Linked DNA regions of Homo sapiens: region 2 is linked to region 1. A link is a loop called in an ENCODE intact Hi-C map of the cell type or tissue named here. Cell type or tissue: Caco-2. All regions are shown on one strand. Region 1 overlaps LOC107984218 (a long non-coding RNA gene). Region 2 has its middle 9.3 kb from the start of MIR7162.

The links. Peaks named below come from ENCODE experiments on the same cell type or tissue, not always from the same donor. Only the 100,000 strongest peaks of a DNase experiment are listed, where the experiment ranks them.
Region 2: it touches region 1 in a loop (11-fold over the local background); 4 of 110 quality-filtered maps call a loop at or near these places.

What each region holds. Positions count from the first base shown.
Region 1 is chr10:29,996,025-30,001,024 of GRCh38, forward strand. It overlaps LOC107984218 (a long non-coding RNA gene), which reads right to left. Exons shown (of 2, transcript XR_001747403.2): 1 at 4,936-5,000. Among named protein-coding and RNA genes, the nearest start is that of JCAD, 61 kb to the right of the region's middle. RefSeq lists a silencer at 2,192-2,380. In Caco-2, a CTCF peak has its summit at 2,517 (motif pointing right); a DNase peak (open chromatin) is centred at 2,487.
Region 2 is chr10:30,356,910-30,361,909 of GRCh38, forward strand. It overlaps the pseudogene DNM1P17. Among named protein-coding and RNA genes, the nearest start is that of MIR7162, 9.3 kb to the right of the region's middle. RefSeq lists enhancers at 2,767-3,371, 3,255-3,304. In Caco-2, a CTCF peak has its summit at 3,013; a DNase peak (open chromatin) is centred at 3,192.

The DNA.
Region 1 (5,000 bases):
ACTCTGCCTCAAAAAAAAAAAAAAAAGTTTGGGAGGCCAAGGAGGGTGGATCATCTGAAGTCAGGTGTTTGAGACCAGCCTGGTCAACATGGTGAAACCCTGTCTCTATTAAAAACACACAAAATTAGCTGGGCATGGTGGCAGGTGACTGCAGTCCCAGCTACTTAGGAGGGTAAGGCAGGAGAATCACTTGAACTCAGGAGGTAGAGGCTGCAGCGAGCCGAGATTGCACCACTGCACTCCAGCCTGGGCGGCAGAGTGAAACTCCTTCAAAAAAAAAAACAAGCTAATTGAAAAGGAACAAGAGAGCCTCCTCTTGCCCTTGGTTTTTGGTCCAGGTTCTTGAGCAGAGTCCTGGGACCGGTGCCTGGACAGGACTAGGAAGGGAACAAAAATGAGCCCCTTCCTTTCCCACCTCCTAGACAACCTCAGGAAGGGCTAACCAAAGGAAAGAGACTGGGAGGGGACAGAGGACAGGTCAGAGGTGAGGGGGGGTGAGGGAGGGGTAACCGAGGGCTGCATGCCCTGCCCCTGATACTTGTTTTTCCTATGGGGAAATCTGATCCCAGTTCAACCCACCACCAAGATTCCCTGAACTCAGGTGAAGTAAGATGCCAGGCAGCCTATTTGACATGTACACAAAGCCAGCCCGACTCCCCAGTCATCTGCTGTTGGAAGTACCCAAAAGGACAGCTGCATGGGAGCTCTGCTGGTCGTCTGACACTTGTCACAAGCCCAGGGTGTGGGGAAAGGGTGGATTAACCACAGGAAGCCTGGCACAGCCAGAACACCCCTGGATCCTCTATCTGGGGAGAGTGTCTGGTTACCACGCGCAAATGATATGCAGAATTTCTCATGCCTGTAGAGTTTGCCGTGGTTCTCTGTTCTTAGGGGGGCTTTTGCGGTTAGCAGATGTGGCTGCATGGTAGAGTTTTATCAAATCACCGTGGCCTAATCCAAACACCAAGAAATTCTGATTTCATTGGTCTGGAGGAACACAAACAGCAGTCTTTCTGAATGTGCCTCCAGGACTAAGACCCACTGACATGTGGGATCTCAAGTGATCTTCCAGTTACCCCACTGAGAAAAGGGGGACGTTTTATGGATAAGGAAACAGTCTCAGAAAATGAGATGACTTGCTGAAGATTATGTGCAGACAGGTCAGTAGATTCTCTTGTCCAGAAACCACAACGTAATTGTCTCTTGGAGGAAAAAAAATAATGTTTTTAAAAGTGGATTCATAGGTTGTGTGGTGTCAACAGATACTGTGATTTTATTTGACTCTTACAAAGTGAGGGAAGGAAAGCCATCTGAGTATCTGGGACCCCACCTGCATTCTCCATGTGTCGTGCTCAGATGCGGGAGAGTAAGGAACATTCAGCCAGTGATTGACATGTGTTTCCAATGCATGAACATTTGTTCCACATGTTTTTGGGCTCTCCAGGAAGCTCAGCCATCAGATATTCATGTCTCATTTTTTTTTTTCTTGTCGGGCACAAGACAAGGGCTCCCTCCACGTTGGAGAATTCTACTCTCCCGTGGCTACCCTTGATCACTCACTGCCGCCTTCCTCGAGAAAATATCACCCCAGGGCCTGAAATCAAGCTGTCTAGTGCAGAGCCTGGAACGTCTGAATCTCAAAGACAGGCTTGAACTAGAATTTCTGGCTTGAGACGTCTTGAGGCCTGTGGAGAACTAGTACAAGAGTAATCTTGTATTGAAGAATAAATTTGTAACGCTGCAACAAGACCCTCATGAGGTTTGGGGATCCTGACTTGTAAACGGGGCTCTTCTCGCAGCTGCCTAAGGATGTTTAGGGTGCGCATCCACGACTCCCAGGATGGGAGAAAGAGTTAAGCTAAGGGACACTGTTGCCTTTGGTGTGGTAATGGAAGTGCAACTGTTGTGTACATGCATGATTCCTCCCACGTGCAGCACACATAGTATACATACATCCAACACACGTGACACCCAGAATATGTACACTCCACACACGCTCACACAACACCTGCATACACAACACACACATGCAACACACAAAATTCACAGTGCATGTGCACATAATTCAAGTTCACACAACTCCTGTATACACAACACACATGTAGCACACACAACACTCAATGTGCACTCAATGCAAGCTTACAACACACATGACACATGCATGCACACCACACACACGTGCAATACACAAAATTCACAATACGTGTTCACTCAACACATGTATATACACACCACACAGGACATACCATACATGTGCACACAACACAAGTTCACACAACCCACATAGCACATGCATATGCTTCACACACACATGCAACACACAGGACACACAGCACATGTGCACTCAGTGCAAGCTCACACAACACACACAACACATGCATATACACCGTACACACATGCAACACAAGCAACACAGTACATGTGTACTCAGCATACACCCAAGCCGGCTTCTTAGGGACCTCACTGAGCACTTCCAATAACCAGCCAGCAGGGGACAGCATTGCAAAGGCTTTGCAGGACAGGCGAGCTCCCTCAGGAGGCAACAAGTGTCAAAGATTCATCAACTTTACAATCTACATCCAGTGCCTACTATGTGCCAGTCATTTTGCTAGGTGCTTCCAGCCATGATAAAAACGGAAATGTCTCTTCCTTCAAGACTAAGCTTCCTTCAAAAACTCGAGAGGTGGAAGATGGCGTGGGAGTAAGGGGTTGCAACCGAGAACCACCACGTGGCCACCTGGCTCCGAGGCTGGGCTTGGGTAGGAGAGTCGCTGCCTTGGATCTAGCTCTGCCACTTAGTTTCTGCCCCTTTACTGTAACATGAAGTGGCTGCTACAGCAGCACTGTCTCGCAGAAATACGGTGTGAGCTGCACATGCGATCCAAACTAAATTCTTTAATCACGCCATTAAAAACGGGAGAAGGAAGCAGGTGAAATTAATTTTACTCGTATGTTTTATTTAACCCAGTATATCAAAAATAGTAATATATAGGGCCAGGCGAGGTGTCTCATGCCTGTAATCCCAGCACTTTGGGAGGCCGAGGCGGACGAATCACCTGAGGTCGGGAGTTCGAGACCAGCCTGGCCAACATGGTGAAACCCCATCTCTACTAAAAATACAAATCTACTAAACATACCAAAAAAAAAAAAATAGCCAGGCATGGTGGCGGGCATCTGTAGTTCCAGCTACTAGGGAGGCTGAGGGAGAAGAATCGCTTGAACCTGGGAGGCAGAGGTTGCAGTGAACAGAGATTGCTCTACTGCACTCCAGCCTGGGCAACAGGGCAAGACTCCATCTCAAAAAAACAAAACAAAACAAAACAAAATAGTAATACATATATTCACTGTGTAATATAAAAAGATTGAGCTAATTTACATTCACTTTCTGTACGAAGTCTGGGTGTATTCTACGTTCACAGCATGTCTCAATTCGGACCGCCTGCACTCCCTGCGCTCAATTGCCACCTGTGGCCGGGGCTTGCAGTATTGAACAGCCATCCAACTAGAGTTTTCAGGCCTTGCAGGGTGTTAGAATCACCTGGGTGGCGGGGGAGTGGCTATGAAAAAATTTCTTGTGCCCAAAACAACAAACAAATGCAGTGCTCGGGCCCTACTATATTAATTCTAGTCTGTCTGAGAGCCTGAGGCTGTCACCCAAATACCAAATGTCAGCCTAGCCCATTTGCTTTCCCTTTTCCAGTGTGCACCTCCTTCCTTCACATCACATCACACACACACACACACACACACACACACACACACACACAGTTTGGAGTCTGAAATTAGGAGGATCACTTGAGCCCACGAGACAGAGGTTGCAGTGTGCCAAGATCACACCACTGCACTCCAGCCTGGGCAACAGAGTGAGACTCTGTCTCAACAACAACAACAAAAAATCCAAACCACAACATAAAACAGAGGGATAAACAGAAGAGACAGTCGTGCTGTTCTGCATCTCTTGGTTGCTGGACCCTGTAGGTCCCACAACCTTTGCTGACATCCCTCAGAGAAGCTCCATCACTTTGTCCTCCTGCCCCCAGCAGATGCCAAGCCCCAGAAGGGCCCCTCCTCTTGTCACTGTCCCTCCAGGTCTGGCAGAGCCAGTTCCTTTGTCGGTGAGGAAGCTGTGATCTTGGGAGCAGTGGCCCTTTCCTCTCTGGGTGGAACACGGAGCTCAGCCTCTGCCCTCCCTCTCTCTGCTCCTCTTTGTCACCTTCCACTCACAGGCCTGGGAAAAGGACCCTCAGGGCTCCTTGCCTGCAGTCCTTTTGGTTGGCAGGAGCTGCTGATTGGCATGGGCTGACAGCTTTCCCGAGGGGGATGTCTGGAGGCCACCAGCTGCCTCCACACACAGGTGCCCAGGTGTGTGGCTGCTTCAGCTCCAGCAGCCACCGCCTTTCTGGGGAAAATCTATGCAGGACTAAGGGCTGAGGGAAAGCCCTATGTACTTTGGGACCCCAGGACAAGAGGATAATTGTGCAAAATCCCATTGACATCACTTTCTCTCTGTAGGGAGCTGCAGATTAATGGTAAAAAAAAAAAAACAAAAAAAAAACACTAATGAGCAAAGTAACTCCTAGTTACCCCATCCAGGTTGGGGAAGAGAAGTTTGGAGACACTAGTGTCTCTAGTTATGTAGCATTTATTTTCTAGATCTAAGCGTCTACTGTTCCATGGTATTAGCTGTCCTTGGAAGCATCCCTAACCTTCCCAACCCTCTGTTACTTCATCTGCAAAATAGGAATACCTGATGTGCCTGGCTCTCAGAGTTGTTGTAAAAACGGAAAGAAAACAGCAGCTGAAAATTGTCAAGGACTGTGACAGGGCTGAGGTTTTTACCCCATTTGTCAGGTTACAAGTGGGCCTGCCAGTTTCATGAATGGGGATAGAAGACACAAGACTCCTGGGTCAGAGCCAAGGGAATTTATTACTCACTGCAACAGCAGTAGCCAGAGTCTCGGCATTTTCTTGTGTGGGATCCGTAGACTCCAATACCCAGA
Region 2 (5,000 bases), 360 kb after region 1:
ATATGTCCTAGGTTCCCTCTCAGATCTGTGACGTTGGACAGGTGACTTTTCCTCTGGACCTCAGTGTCCCCATCTGAATGAGAAAAGGCGGTGGGGAGGCAGATCTTTGAGTCTAAGCAGTGTAGAAGTCGCATCTAAAAAGCCATACTCGGGGCTCCAAGTCCAGCACACAGTCCCAGCAGGGCCCGACGGGGTGGCCAGAGTGGCACAGGCATCAGGTCCCAACCTTTTTGCCCACTCTCAGACCAAGGAGTTCATCTTCTTGGAGCTGCTGGACAACCTGTACTCGCGTGGGGACCAGAACACGCTGATGGAGGAGTCGGCAGAGCAGGCATGGCGGTGTGATGAGATGCTGTGCATGCAACACGTGCTGAAGGAGGCGCTCAGCATCATCAGTGACATCAGCACAAACACCGTCAGCATGGTCATGGGGACCCGTGGATGACTCCTGGCTGCAGGTGCAGAGCGTCCCAGCTGGACGCAGGTACCAGGGCTGGCCCCCACAGCCCCAAAGCCCACCAGCCTCCATGACTGAGCCTGGGGGCTCTTGGAACAGACTCCATGCCCAAGCTGGCAGGCATGGGTGCTTTCTGGAACTATCAGAGAGGGCAGAGAGCTCGTGGTTTATGGTGTAGGGGCTGGGAACTTGGAAGGGGTTGTGTGTGGGGCTGGACTCTGAGGCGGCCAGAGACCTATGAACGTCATCTTGGGCACACCTGTCATGCAGTCTGAGTCATGCTGGCAGGGCAGGGCATCCAGCTCCCAGCCTGGGAGTGCAGAGCAGGTGTGATAGTCAGGGTCCCACCTCCTCTATCTGTCGGCAATCCAGTGGTGATCTAGGATAAAACCTTGAGAGTCCCATGCACACAGTCATCCCACAACACACCTCACAGGCCAGGGAGGGACACACAGCCCCCTTCCCTCTCTCCCAGGTACCATCATAGCTGCTAGCATGTGGCTGAAGCCAGGGTCCCTGGCCCCCGCTGAAGCACTACCACCAGCCAGCGGCCTCATGCACCTTGGCCTGTTGCTCTTAGGGGTTGCCTATGCTGTTCAGCCAAGGGGACCACAGTACCTGCTGGCCCAGCTGAGCTCCACCCAGTGAGCCCACCCGCCTTCCCTGCCATGGACTCTCCCTCTTCTGCTTTTCCCAGCAGGAAGCGCCCAGCCTCACCTATGCAACCTGCAGCCCCCCAACCAGCTGAGGCTCCCCTCTTAGACTTATAAGTCTATGGCCAGTGGCATCCAGCTGCCTGCTCTCCCTGCCTCCCCCAGGGTCCCTTCAGAGGGTCCTGGGCTTTCTGACCACCCAGAAGGGCCTCAGGTGCACCCTCCAGCCATCCATCCCTTTTAGCTTCACCACCCTGGTTCAAGCAGTGTTCTTTCTCTATTAGGCCTGGCGGCTGTTGTGTGGGGCTCCCCAAGGTGAGAGGCAGCCCTGGGCCAGTGGGTTGGAAGACAGGGTGACCAGAGAAGAGGGAAGCCCGAGGGGGCTGAGCATTGGTCTGAACTGTGGGTACACTGCCTAGGTGCCGTGGGAGAGGCCAGTGTGTGTAGGGTGTGGAGGGCCACCACAGCCCCCAGGACCTACCTGTGAAGCTCCAGCTCCTCCCTCCATCTTCCTCCCCTTTCCCTTCCAGCCCCTCTCTTCCAGGAACCTTGCCACACCCACACCTGCACCCTCCCTTCCCCGGCCCTCCCACAGCTCCTGCAGCTTGCCCCTGCTCTGTGCTTGCCTCACCAGCTCTCTGCCCACTTTTCTCTCTACCGTTTTCTCTCTGCTTTCTCTCCAACTGCCAGCCAATCGATCGGGTCAGGAAAATCCATCCCATCCTGAGAGCCTCAGGCCCCACTTCGACCTCTAAACAGATCCCTCCTCTTCTCAGAGACCTCCCTTTCCAAGCCTGCCTGGGTGGCTGTTCTGTGACTTGACAGCGGCTCCCCCAGCCCCAAAGCTTCATCTGTGACTTAGTCTGTTGTAGTGGAGAGCTGACATATCCAGCTGTGACTGTTGCTGAAAACTTGTGCCACCTCTGTGGTATGCCCCTGCCCTGTTCTATAAATATCTATAAATAGGCCGGGCGCGGTGGCTCACGCCTGTGATCCTAGCACTTTGGGAGGCCGAGGCATGCAGATCACAAGGTCAGGAGTTTGAGATGAGCCTGGCCAATATGGTGAAACCTCATCTCTACTAAAGTTACAAAAATTAGCCGGGCATGGTGGCAGGTGCTTGTAGTCCCAGCTACTCACAGGCTGAGGCAGGAGAATTGCTTGAACCCGAGAGGCAGAGGTTGCACTGAGCCAAGATCGTGCCACTGCACTCCAGCCTGGGCAACAGAGCGAGACTCCGGCTCAAAAAAAAAAAAAAAAAAAAAGAAAGAAAGAAAAAAGAAAAAATCTGTAAATACTCGTATGCATATATATATTTATAGATAACACACACACACACACACACACACACACACACACACACACCCCCATACCTGGCCAACTGCCTCACCTGTAGTGCTGGGAATCAGTCACTGTGCTGTCCTTGTGGAGTCTTGTGGCCCAACAAGAGAAAGCTGTCCCCTGACATTGCCCCTCCACAGTGCACCACCTCCAGTGAGCCTCGCTGTCCTGCCCGGCCCGTGGCCTGCCAGCCCCCACCATCCTTCCTTTCCCCCACCAAGCATGGGGTTGCTGTGCAGGCAGCTGTGTGGCCTGACAGTCTACCAGTTCTGCTGTCCCTCAGCTGAGAATCAAACCCATTTCTGGATGACAGGGAATGTGTCCTCTGCTGGCTGTGTTCTCTGCGGAGCTCTGGGGAGGGGAAAGTTCAAGCCATTTCTAGGGTGCTATTGGGAGTGGTGAAAAGGCCACACCCTTTGCAAGGGACACTTTTCCTGGAAAGCCCCTGGAGCTTAGCTGGTTCTTACCCTGTGAAGCTGGCTCTGGCCACTAGAGGGCAGGACCATGAACTCAGCCTGGAGGGAGCCTGTGGGGCAGCTGGCACTCTGGAGGGACAGACAGAACAGACCACCAGGTGCAGACAGGAGAGGCAGGCAAGGGGACGGAGAACGGAAGATGCCTGGGGTGGATGGAAGTCAGTGCCCTTGGATGCTGGTACCTGCCTTTCCAGTCACCACTAGATCAGGCTTCTGAGCCTGTTGGCTGTCAGGGCTGGACTCACCCCATAGGCGTCATGGCAGTCCCTGTGAAATCCTCCAGGTGTCACCAGGCAGCATACAGGTAACAGGCCTGGAATGTCCCAACAGCCCAGCTGGACATGCTCAGACACTCTGGGGCTCCTCGTTCAGTGGCACAAACTCCAGGACCCAGTGAGGGAAACAGGAACACACCAGGTCAAGCAGTATGGCTAAATCCATTTATTCCAAAATAAAAAGCAAAATAAACAGGAGTCACATCACCAGGGAGCCACGACCCCATCCCCACCTCCTTCCTCTGTCCTATGCTATCAATAAATAAGTTTCCCAGCCACAAATAATTATTAGAACCTCCTCCCCGTATACCAGCTCCAACCTCTGCTAGGTACAATACAGGGGGTGGCCCTACCCCCTAGAATATACAAAACGTTACACAGATACAATATGTACACTGGGGAAGGGGGGCCACCCCAGCAGCCTATGCCCTCACCTAGTCTACAGTTAGCCCCACTGTCCTGACTCAGCTGTGCCTCTGAATAAGAAGATGGGAGCCCCCCAGAGGGAAAAGTTGCTTCGGTGCGAATAAGAAGGCCATTAGGCCTCCTCCAAACAAACCAACTCCACCAGCCTCTGGCTCGTAAATAACAAACATCATCATCCAGAAATTTAAGGACTCAGCCCTGGTCAAGGTGGCAAAGGATCTGTTCGTCTGCCCCCATTAAACAGGGGTCTTGTCTTGCTACCCTAATGGTAAAGGGGTGACTGGGAAGGGGTGTTAGGGACATGGTGGGGGTGGAGACTCCAGCCCCACTTCTCCAGGCTTTGCTGACAGCGGCCTGCTTTTATTTATTTTTATTTTTGTCCCATGACTTGCTTTTTAATCCCTTAACTTCTTTTTCATAACTTTTTTTATAACTTTTCGCAAAACTTTTTTCTACTTCTTTTCCACAATTTTTTTGCCACAACTTTTCCACAACATTTTTTATCCCATAGCTTTTTCATGCCATAACTTTTTAAATCCCATAACTGTTTTGTAGTTTGTGCTCTTTTAATAAACATACTTGCAGAGTTATATTACAATTTTGTAAAAATAAAAACAGATTATCTCATGCCAAGCCTGCCCAGCATTTGCAGTCTCAGTTCCTTTAATACTGTAGTTTTCAAGACATACAAAAAAAAATTTTAAGGCAAAACCAGCACTTTGCAATAGTTTATTAATTTATTATATTACAGTGGCATCACAGCAGCAGTCAATAATACCAATTAAGGCAAACGTCTTTCAGTATTTCCATTATACATTCTGTTTACAAGAATTCATAAGTTGGTAAAAGTCATTCTAAGAAAACTTGGCAAATAAAGCTTTGGACTGGAATTGGCATTTCTTTCTCTACTCCCCTCCCCCACCTGTTTCTTTCTTTTAAACCACAGTATTCATATTTTAAAATGTTTTAACTAATTTCAAAACATTAAGATAGCAGTTACATTATTTAATAGTTATATTATTTTAAAATGACTCTTTAAGATAAAGTTTTAGAGAAACTATATTATGGATAGGGCTGATTTACATTTTCAAATTTTCTAAAAATCAGCTTTGGTTTTAGAACTGATTTTTTCATTTCTGGAAAACCTATCAGGTTTAATCAAACACTTTAAAAATGATTATCATATATTGCAATCTTTAGGTATTTTGATTCTTTACTTTCCACAGAAATTCAATTTTTTTCAGTTGAACTCACATTTTAAAATTCTATGTTTCTGTTGAACTCTAACTTTCTAATGTTGCCTTCTGAGCAAATTGAAAGCTGCCTTATACTGAATGAGGAAAAGAATACTTGGCTGAATGAAGTATTGCAA